Regions from separate parts of the Homo sapiens genome. Here region 1 is linked to region 2. A link is a loop called in an ENCODE intact Hi-C map of the cell type or tissue named here. Cell type or tissue: heart left ventricle. All regions are shown on one strand. Each heading gives the region's core, and the rest is flanking DNA. Links, peaks and the distances in the headings are about the cores only. Region 1 holds the start of LOC124901262 (a long non-coding RNA gene). Region 2 overlaps PHACTR1 (phosphatase and actin regulator 1).

Region 1 (4,396 bases), core at 156-4,155, 160 kb before region 2:
GGTCACTTTTTCCCTTGAATGTGCCAGTGAGTAAAGAATATGTGTGAAACTTTAGCTCACATTTGTGCTCCTACAAATATTTTGGAATTAATTCAATAACACTTGTATTTCTCTAGATGAGAAGGCACGAGTGTCTGCGTGTTTTGGACAGAAGGGTCAATTGAACTGGTTTAAGCCACAGAGGGCATCAGTGGCAGCACCAGATAAACAACATTTGTCCCCAGACTCCCTGCACTCTACCACTGGGTCACAGCGACCCCACACCAGGGAGGGTCCAACAAGGACAAAGTAGCCCTTGTCTCCGGACAGCCCCAAACACCTTCTAATGGATGTAGTGGGTTTGATTTTTCCTGCCTCAGCCATGCTATAAGTTGTGATTCTGCCCTTTTCTCATCCTGAATCTGATGGGCTCAGGGATCCTGTAGGCTTTTACCCGACTTGGAAAATTCCCGCAGATGGGCTATAGTGATCCATGACTATACAATTCCAAGCCTCCACTAGGGACAACACAGAATCTACTACCCTTAAATGGCCCCTTAATGACTGTGTTTGTATTTTCTTTTTGCAGTCTCCTAACATGGGGATTTAATGCCTCTCATAAAGCAAACTCCTGATCGTATACTGTAAAGTCCAAAGACAGTAGCATAATTACTCTAAAGGGTAAAGATGCCAAAGGCCCTTAAGTTTGGCATTCCATGAGTATTCAGCTTCCTACAAAGTTCAGGATCCACAGTTGCAGGGAAAGGGTTTCCTAAAAGGTTCTCTAGGTATAGGTTGAGCTTCTTAGGAAACTAACTGGATAAAAAAATCTCTCCTGGAACTTGTCCTAAAGAAGGCAGAGTGAAAAATAGTGTAGGGTGTCTTCTAAGAAATCCATGACAAAGATAACACAAATGTCTAAAATTAAGAGAAACAAAAAAAAGTAATCCAACAGAATACAGAAAGATGAGAAACAAGTTTCAAAAACAATTGAGATGGAAAAACACCCAAACTTGGGTATATTCTAATGCTAGGGAAAAAGAAGAAGGAGTGGAATGTTGGAGAAGCAGCAGGGAAAGCGGTATTGAAAGACTTGGTTATAAATTCATGTGCCCTGGGTAAATCATGCCATTGAGTCAGTTTCTTCACTTAGAAAATAGTAAAAATAATTCCTACCCTACTGTCAGGTTATTGAAGAGCAACATATGATATCCTGTGTCCAAACTGAAAGGAAGACAAGAACCTAAAGTACAAACTTGTGTTGATAACTATTTGGGATTAAAGAAATTGACCTCCCAAAGAAGGAATATGTGTGTTACTGAAAACCAGGATTTTCTTATAGATAGTAATGAAGAAAATCACCTTGGATAGTCCATAGCTGATGTATTGGTTGGCTAAGGCTGCCATAACAAAATACTACTGGGTAGCTTAAACAATAGAAATTTATTTTCTCACAGTTTTGGAGGCTGGAGGTCCAAGACTGAGGTACTGGTAAGGTTGATTTTTCCTGAGGTCTTGCTCCTTGGCTTGTAGATGGCCACGTTCTCACCTCATCCTCCCACATAGTTGTCCCTTAGTCTGTGGGTGTCTGTGCCTTAGTCTCCTTCTCTTTTTTTGTTGTTTTTGTTTTTGGTTTTGAGTCAGGATCTGTCTCTGTCACCCGGGTTTGGGTGCAGTGGTGTGATCTCAGCTCTCTGCAGCCTTGATCTCCTGGGCTCAAGTGAACCTCCCACCTCAGCCTTCTGTGTAGCTGGGACCACAGGGGTATGACACCACCTTAGCTAATTTCTTTATTTTTTAATTTTTTGTAGTGACAGAGTCTCGCTACGTTATCCAGGCTGGTCTCATACTCCTGGGCTCAAGTGATCTCACTCCTTGGCCTCCCAAAATGCTGGGTTGAGCCACTGTGCCTGGCCCTAATCTCTTCTATAAAGACACCAGTCATATTGGATTATCCCTCACCCTTATGACCCCATTTAACCTTAATCATCTCTTTCAAGGCCCTTTCTCCAAATAGAGTCACATTCTGAGGTCACATACTAGGGGTCAGGGCCTCAACATATGAATTTAGGAGGGAGCACAATTTGGCCCCCAACAGCTATCAAGTTAATGAAGAAAACTCATTAAAAATGCATTCTTCTTGTTTTAGGAATTGATCAGATCCATTAGGGAACATGGTACAGCCTTAGAAGAAAATGGTATCACCAAACTGCTGTGAGGAGACTCCAGGAAAGGCAGCCTGGTAGACCTGGGCCAAGCTTCCAGAGAAGCTTGACTCTCTAGAGTATATTAATCTCAAGGGAAAGGGAGGACCTTGTTTTATTGACTTCCACCTGGGCATTCTGTCAAAGCACTGGTAGATTGTACCTAACAAGTTTTGCAGCTCTGTGGTGACAGCTGTTCTTGGAGAATGGATTTAACATAGTTTTGAATTAGATGTTCCTTTGAGGTCAAAAGGATTACGGCATGTCTCTGGATAATTTCCCACTTCCTTTCACTGTTTCATCACTTACAGGAAGATTGATCCTGTCATCCAGGTTCCTGCCATGTTCTGCAGAATCAAGCATGGCCTTCTCCATTTCTTCAGTCAGTCCCCAGCTCTCCCTGTCTCCATTCAGCATGAACAGTGATATTCAAGGATATGGTTACTTGAAATACACACACCTCAGCACATGCATGCACACACACACACATACACATTGATTTATATATTTTTGAAACAGAATTGGTCAGTAGAGAGGAAGAGGATTTGCAAGGGGTATTTACAAGTCACTTCCTTTCTAAATGTTGGATCTCAGAATTCAGAGAAAGAGACAGGAAGTCCAGCTCATAGCTGAGGTATTCTCACAAATATGGGAAGTGCAGAGGAACTGACGCTTCTTCCAAATTAACAGACTTGAAAAGGCATGGACGAAAAAGTAATAACAAGAGTAGAGCAGGTGATTTGCAGGCGCCCACAGATGAGGGTGAGCCTGCTCACTGCTTCCTCTTCCCCTCCACAGCTGCACCGTTACCGGGACCATTTGCACACTTTGGTAAGGCATAGACCAGTTCCCTGGTAGCAGCCTGGATCCTCCATTCAAACAGGAAAATGCAACATAAAGGGGGAAATCATTCAGGCAAGACATGTACTTTGATTTTCTTTAAAAAAAAAAAACAAACCAACTGACGATGGTGAAAAAAATATATTAGGAGGAACAAAGGAGCACACATTTAGTAACTTGTAAAACACCCTGCCATGTCTTTCTTCATTAAAAATACAGTATGCCTCCAGTGCCCAAGAAGGATTTGTTCCCTGGGAGTTATGATCCGGGCGTTTTGATTCCCACCTCCTGATTCTCACAAACAGGAACATACTCAATCATGAGTAGACAGACTTACCCTCTACCAGGCTCCATTTCAGAGGCAGAGAAGCAACAGGTTAGTGTACAAAATTAGTTTGCCCAAGCTTCAAGCTATTTGGATGCAGTGAACTCGCCAAGTGTGAAGTGCTCTTGTTGTTATTAGAATGAGGCTGTTGAAAGACCCTGTGATGTAATTCAGAGTATGTTGGCACCTGTATTATTTAGCTCTGATTTCAAGGTTCATAACTTGCCCAAAAAAGGGCCTGGAGGCTGAAAATGTTTAGGACAAACGTTCAGAAACAAGTCACCAGACTTTAAGAAAACTAGTTAATATTGGCTCCCTTTGGCTTTAGTATAAATTACGAACTCTCTTTTTAATTTAAAGTTGGTTTGTTCATATGTAGAATTTCTCAAGTAAAAAAAAATGTGTTTTTATAAATATCATGTCTTTTTCAGTAAAGCAAAGCCAACTACCTTGTGAGTATTTTTGTTATTGTATTTAATCAGTAAGCATTTATTATCTACTGTTCTAAAGACAAGGTATTGTGCAAAGAGTTCCGCAGTATATGAGAAAAGGAATCAAAGCTACTCATACCTATTCAGGGAAATAAAACATGTACATAAAATTTTAACAAAATATAGAAAATGACAGCTTCCATGAGAACAGAAAAAAAAGATTATTGAGGATGATAAGAGGGAGATATTAATTCTGGCTAGAAAAGGCTTTAGAGATGTTTTTAACCTAAGAGTCTTGAGAGCTGAATAGGTATATTTTAATACAGGAGAATGGGGAACAGAAAGAGGGAGGCAGGAGACATTTTCAGCAAAGGAAGGAAAGTAAGTGGAATGCCAATTCACAGGGGAAGGCACGCCTGGAGTGTACATGAGGCATGGTGGCCAGGCCAGTTTTGTTGAACGAGAGGGTAGAGAGAAAGGGACCGATGGTAGATGCATTGAAAAGAATTTGAATACCAAGCCCAGAAGTGACATGGTCAGAGTTTAATCTATGTGTTAGGTGGAGTGAATGGAAGTTGATGGGGGCACCATCAGTTACAAATGCAACTGCAGCAGTG
Region 2 (4,396 bases), core at 217-4,216:
GTGGCATGATCTCGGCTCACTGCAACCTCCACCTCCCAGGTTCAAGCTATTCTTCTGCCTCAGCTTCCCAAGTAGCTGAGACTACAGGTGCGCACAACCATGCCCAGCTAATTTTTGTATTTTTAGTAGAGACAGGATTTCACCATGTTGTCCAGGTTGATCTCAAACTCCTGATCTCGTGATCTGCCTGCCTCAGCCTCCTAAAGTGTTGGGATTACGGCGTGAGCCACTGTGCCTGGCCCAGGGCCCTTTCTAAGAAGGGCAGCATGGCGCAGTGGAAAGAGCCCAGGCACTGCAGCTAGAACTACCTGAGTTTGCAACTCTATTTAGCTACATACTAGACTCACTTTTGGATGATTCTTGCGGTGCTCTGAGCCTCAGTTGCCTCATCTGTAAAATGGGAATGATACTACTTCTAATGCTAGGAACTATTGAGAGTTCCTATGAGTCAAAAAGCACCTAGCACATAATAGACCCTGAACAAAGGTTTCATCTCGCCTTATTAGAGGGCTTACGAAAAACCTCCTCTCCTTGTCTTCTCTTTTCAGCCTCTCTCTTTATCTACCTCATAAAAAAAATAGTTTTTTTAAACTTCATTTCTGTTTCTCCCCAAGCATATTTCTCACATGGTGGAAGATAGCAAATTAGGCCTTGTGCATGGTAAGAAAAGCTTCTCTTCCAGAACAATACCCAAACAGAGACTAGCGTCATGTGATACACTTTGGAAAACCCACTGGGATTAATTTAAACTTCTAACACTACTTGGAAAACAGCATTTGGCTTCAGAATTGACTTGAGATTTTTCACGTATAAAGTTTACCAATTTCATGATAATTTGGTCACTTTTCTCACAACATCAGAAAGCTACCGTATAGTCCTACACATACTGACCTCACTAGTGGGAAAATGAATTTTCTCCACATTAGAGGAAGGTGAGGCTCTGTGATGTATGGGGAGTGCTGAGGCTGTTCCCTAAGAAGGCCTCTCAGGGACCCACTAGCCCAGAATAGATGCTGGGGGAAGAGGCCCCCAGAGCTCCCAGCCCCTGCAGCTACAACTCACGTCCCAGGTTTGTTGCTTTTGCATCTCTGCTTCCTACTGAGGAGGAGGTTCAGACCTCTGCCTGTGCTCCAGCAGGTCATCCCTGAAGGGCAGGGCCTGAGAGAGGCTGAGCGGATAAATGCTTCTGCTAAAGCTTTAGCACCTGGGGTCTCAACAGCTCACCTTCAGCTCCAGGAACACTTCCAGCAGAACAGATGTTTCCATGAGAAGCCGACGGGTGTTCTTTTTCCCAGTTACCCTTCCCTGTGTCATTTTCCAGGAATCCAAACTTGTAGAGACAAAGTCTGAGTGGTAAGAGCGTGTGCCACAGATTTTTCCTTGTATGGAAACATCCAACTCAAACCCACCTTTATTTATGAGGGAGTCGCTTCCTGGAGATGCACCCTGCCTGTCACATCAAATCGACCTGCTGGATGAAATACGTGGTGAAGGGGCCCATGGACACATGGTCCGTTAGTTCTGGAAATACCTCTCCTGGTGCCTCCTCTTCTCTGTGGAGAAAACACCTTCCCTTGCCAGTGTCTCAAGAGTTTACAAATATTTTATTCATTCTTGCCACATATGAAGGACTTCCCTCCTGGTCTACAATCTAGCTTTGCAAACTAACTTTTCCTTTCCTCCTTCTTCCTTTCTTCTCCCTCCCTGCTTCTCCCTCTCTCCTTCTCTTCCTCCCCTCCTTTTTTTTTCCTGGAGAAAAACATTCCATTTAAACAAAGTAGGAAAACAGAAGACCCAGTGAAATTGAATAACAAGGGGCCCCACTGTGACATCCCAAACCCACACTGCTGAGATAGGACTTCTTGGCATGGAGAGTTAATAGGAAAATGATGATCTTAAATGAGTTAAGGACAGAGTCCAGGAAGGCTGACTGTCGAAGCACGCTGCTGGCCACTTCTGTCTTCACAGGGTGGGGAGGAGAAAGTGTAGGAGTGGTTTGGGATGGTAGCAATTTAGAGGAGGCCGAAGGTGGGGTGGCTGGTTTTCTCTTTTCTTTTCGCTAGCCCTTGAGTGTGGGACCTCCTTGCTTCCTTGACAGACTGTTAGGCTCATCTCTTTTATGTAATCCTGCAAGCCAGGATGGCTGTGGCTGCAGAGGGCATGCTGCCCTTCCTCTCTTCTCTTCCCTGCCCCCACTTGTAGGAAAAACAGGGGGCATGGGGAAAGGCAAGACATCATCTGCAAGGACTCCATGCAGTCCTCATTATTGTTGTCATTTTAAAGCACATGTTTGCCTCTTGTAGAGAAAACTTTTACCCAGCATTGCAGTGTGCGATGCCTCTGTATGTCTTCACATTTGTATCATTAAACTCAGTGACAGGGTGATTGGGAGCTCTGTGCCAACCCCCAGATGACAAAGAACAAGCCTGGCACCCTAGTCTAAAGAACATGAGGTCTGCCGGGCATTCAGACAGGTGCAGCTGACAGCCAGCTACACAAGACAGAACCAGATAAGGGTGTAAAGGAGGCGTGGGCACCACCATGTGGAGGGAGTGATGTTAACTTAGGTCTTGGGTGGTCTGCAGAAGGAACTTTCACTAGCTTGAGATGGATGCGTTTTCCAGATAGGGGAAGCGATGCCAGCAAAGAAGTACAGTGTGCCTGGAGGGAATCACTAGAATGTGGATGGGCTGGGGATGGAGGCACTTAGAAGGGAGATCTGGCAGGGGACGGAATGGTGAGAGGCACAGACTCCAGAGCCAGGCTGCCTGGGTCCAACTCCCAATCCTGTCACTTAATAGCTAGGTGACCTTGGGAAAGCTACCCAATCACTTTCTGCCTCAGTTTTCCCCTCTGTAAAATGGTAATATAGTACTTCCTTCAGATAGGTCACGTCTTCTCATATTATTGACCATATATACTAATTATATAATTATAACATAGAAGTCTATATAGTTAACTATTAAACAGGAGTTAACGATTACACTCTGCTATGTAGGATATTATCGTAGCTATTATTATTTGATACATTGTTTGCATGGGGTCTCACATGCCAATTTGATGAATGTGAATTTATTCTATAAGCAACGGAGAGACATGAAAGGGACTCAAGGTACATTTTATATGATCTGACATGGTTTCCAGCAAATAGATCTGGCAGCTATATGAAGGCTAGGTGGGAACAGGCAAGGCTGGCTGCAGGAAGACACATCGATGTCTCTTTCAATCTAGACAGGGCCTCGCCCAGGGCTGCAGCAATCTTCATGGAAAGCAGGCTGTGCATGAAATGATGGTGATCATATGAGCAAGGCTTCACAGTGAATCAGTTTGGGAATCTTGGGAACAGGGACTTACTGAGTTCAGAAAATGCATCATGCAATGTGAAGTTCAGGACTGCATGAGTTTTAAATATATATGTGTATATGCGTATATAAGTATGTATGTGAAAATATATACATAAAGTCTTATAATAAATATAGGCAGTATTATGACATGCCACACATTTATGGTGTGACTGCCTTTGCTTCTGTGTGATACTGAGGCAGTCTATTCCTGAGCCCGACAGCCACCACTCTTCAATAAAGACTCATCCTCCCTAATAGAATACTTGCCCGCACTTTCCAAATGGTAGGCAATCCAATGAGGATTGAAATAAGTGTTTTAAGAAAACATTTTTAAGAGTTTCAGTATGTAAGGACTTTGTGTTTTACATCTAGGTATCTTGTATTTTCAAAGGTTATTTTTAATTGGCATTGCATAACCTGCTACTGATTGATTCCCCAAATTCATATTCAGCTTATGTCTGTAATTAGGTGAAGTTGAACCCTCCCAAGGGAAGAGATGTGGTGAGCTTCCTCCACACCTGATCTCAGAAGAGCTTCGTAACTGTCAGAAGAAGTAAAGCTTTAAAAATGTGTGTGCACATCAGCATGGTGCTTGTAGGTTAACGTGTCCTGACAATGTCAAGCTATTGATATATTGGCTTACCCAATACAGGACTTTCCCGCTAGAATGAGGGCAATTTGTTTGTCAAACTTGTAAGAATTTTAGTGACAGTTGTTGAAATGGGGGATGAGTAGATGGGGGTTCATTGTACTGATCTTTCTACTTTTAAATACTTAAAATCTTTTGTATGTGTACTTTTTTATTTTTAAAGAGAATTCAACTTTTGGAAATTGGAAGATACTGTTAGGTATAATTCCCTTAGAGAGTACATGGCATGATTTTAGGGCCATCGGAAGGACCACTTATCCAGTCTAGCCTGATGCTCTCAGCATGAGATCAACTCTGTGAGTTAAAGTCACTGTCTTTAGTTCTTTTAAAGACAAACAAGGGTTACTACCTATGAGCTTGCACAGTGCCATACAAATATTCATTCGAGGCAGCACATATTCAG

The links. Peaks named below come from ENCODE experiments on the same cell type or tissue, not always from the same donor. Only the 100,000 strongest peaks of a DNase experiment are listed, where the experiment ranks them.
Region 1: it touches region 2 in a loop (3-fold over the local background); 3 of 110 quality-filtered maps call a loop at or near these places.

What each region holds. Positions count from the first base shown.
Region 1 is chr6:12,960,331-12,964,726 of GRCh38, forward strand. The region is part of intron 4 of PHACTR1 (phosphatase and actin regulator 1); the gene reads left to right. It overlaps LOC124901262 (a long non-coding RNA gene), which reads right to left and starts at 3,448. Exons shown (of 2, transcript XR_007059459.1): 1 at 3,361-3,448; 2 at 1-2,583. In heart left ventricle, for the core only: no CTCF peak of the experiment used is centred there; no DNase peak of the experiment used is centred there; H3K4me3 peaks cover 703 bases; H3K27ac peaks cover 3,700 bases.
Region 2 is chr6:13,118,535-13,122,930 of GRCh38, forward strand. All of the region lies in intron 5 of PHACTR1 (phosphatase and actin regulator 1), which reads left to right. Among named protein-coding and RNA genes, the nearest start is that of TBC1D7, 210 kb to the right of the region's middle. In heart left ventricle, for the core only: a CTCF peak has its summit at 2,551; no DNase peak of the experiment used is centred there.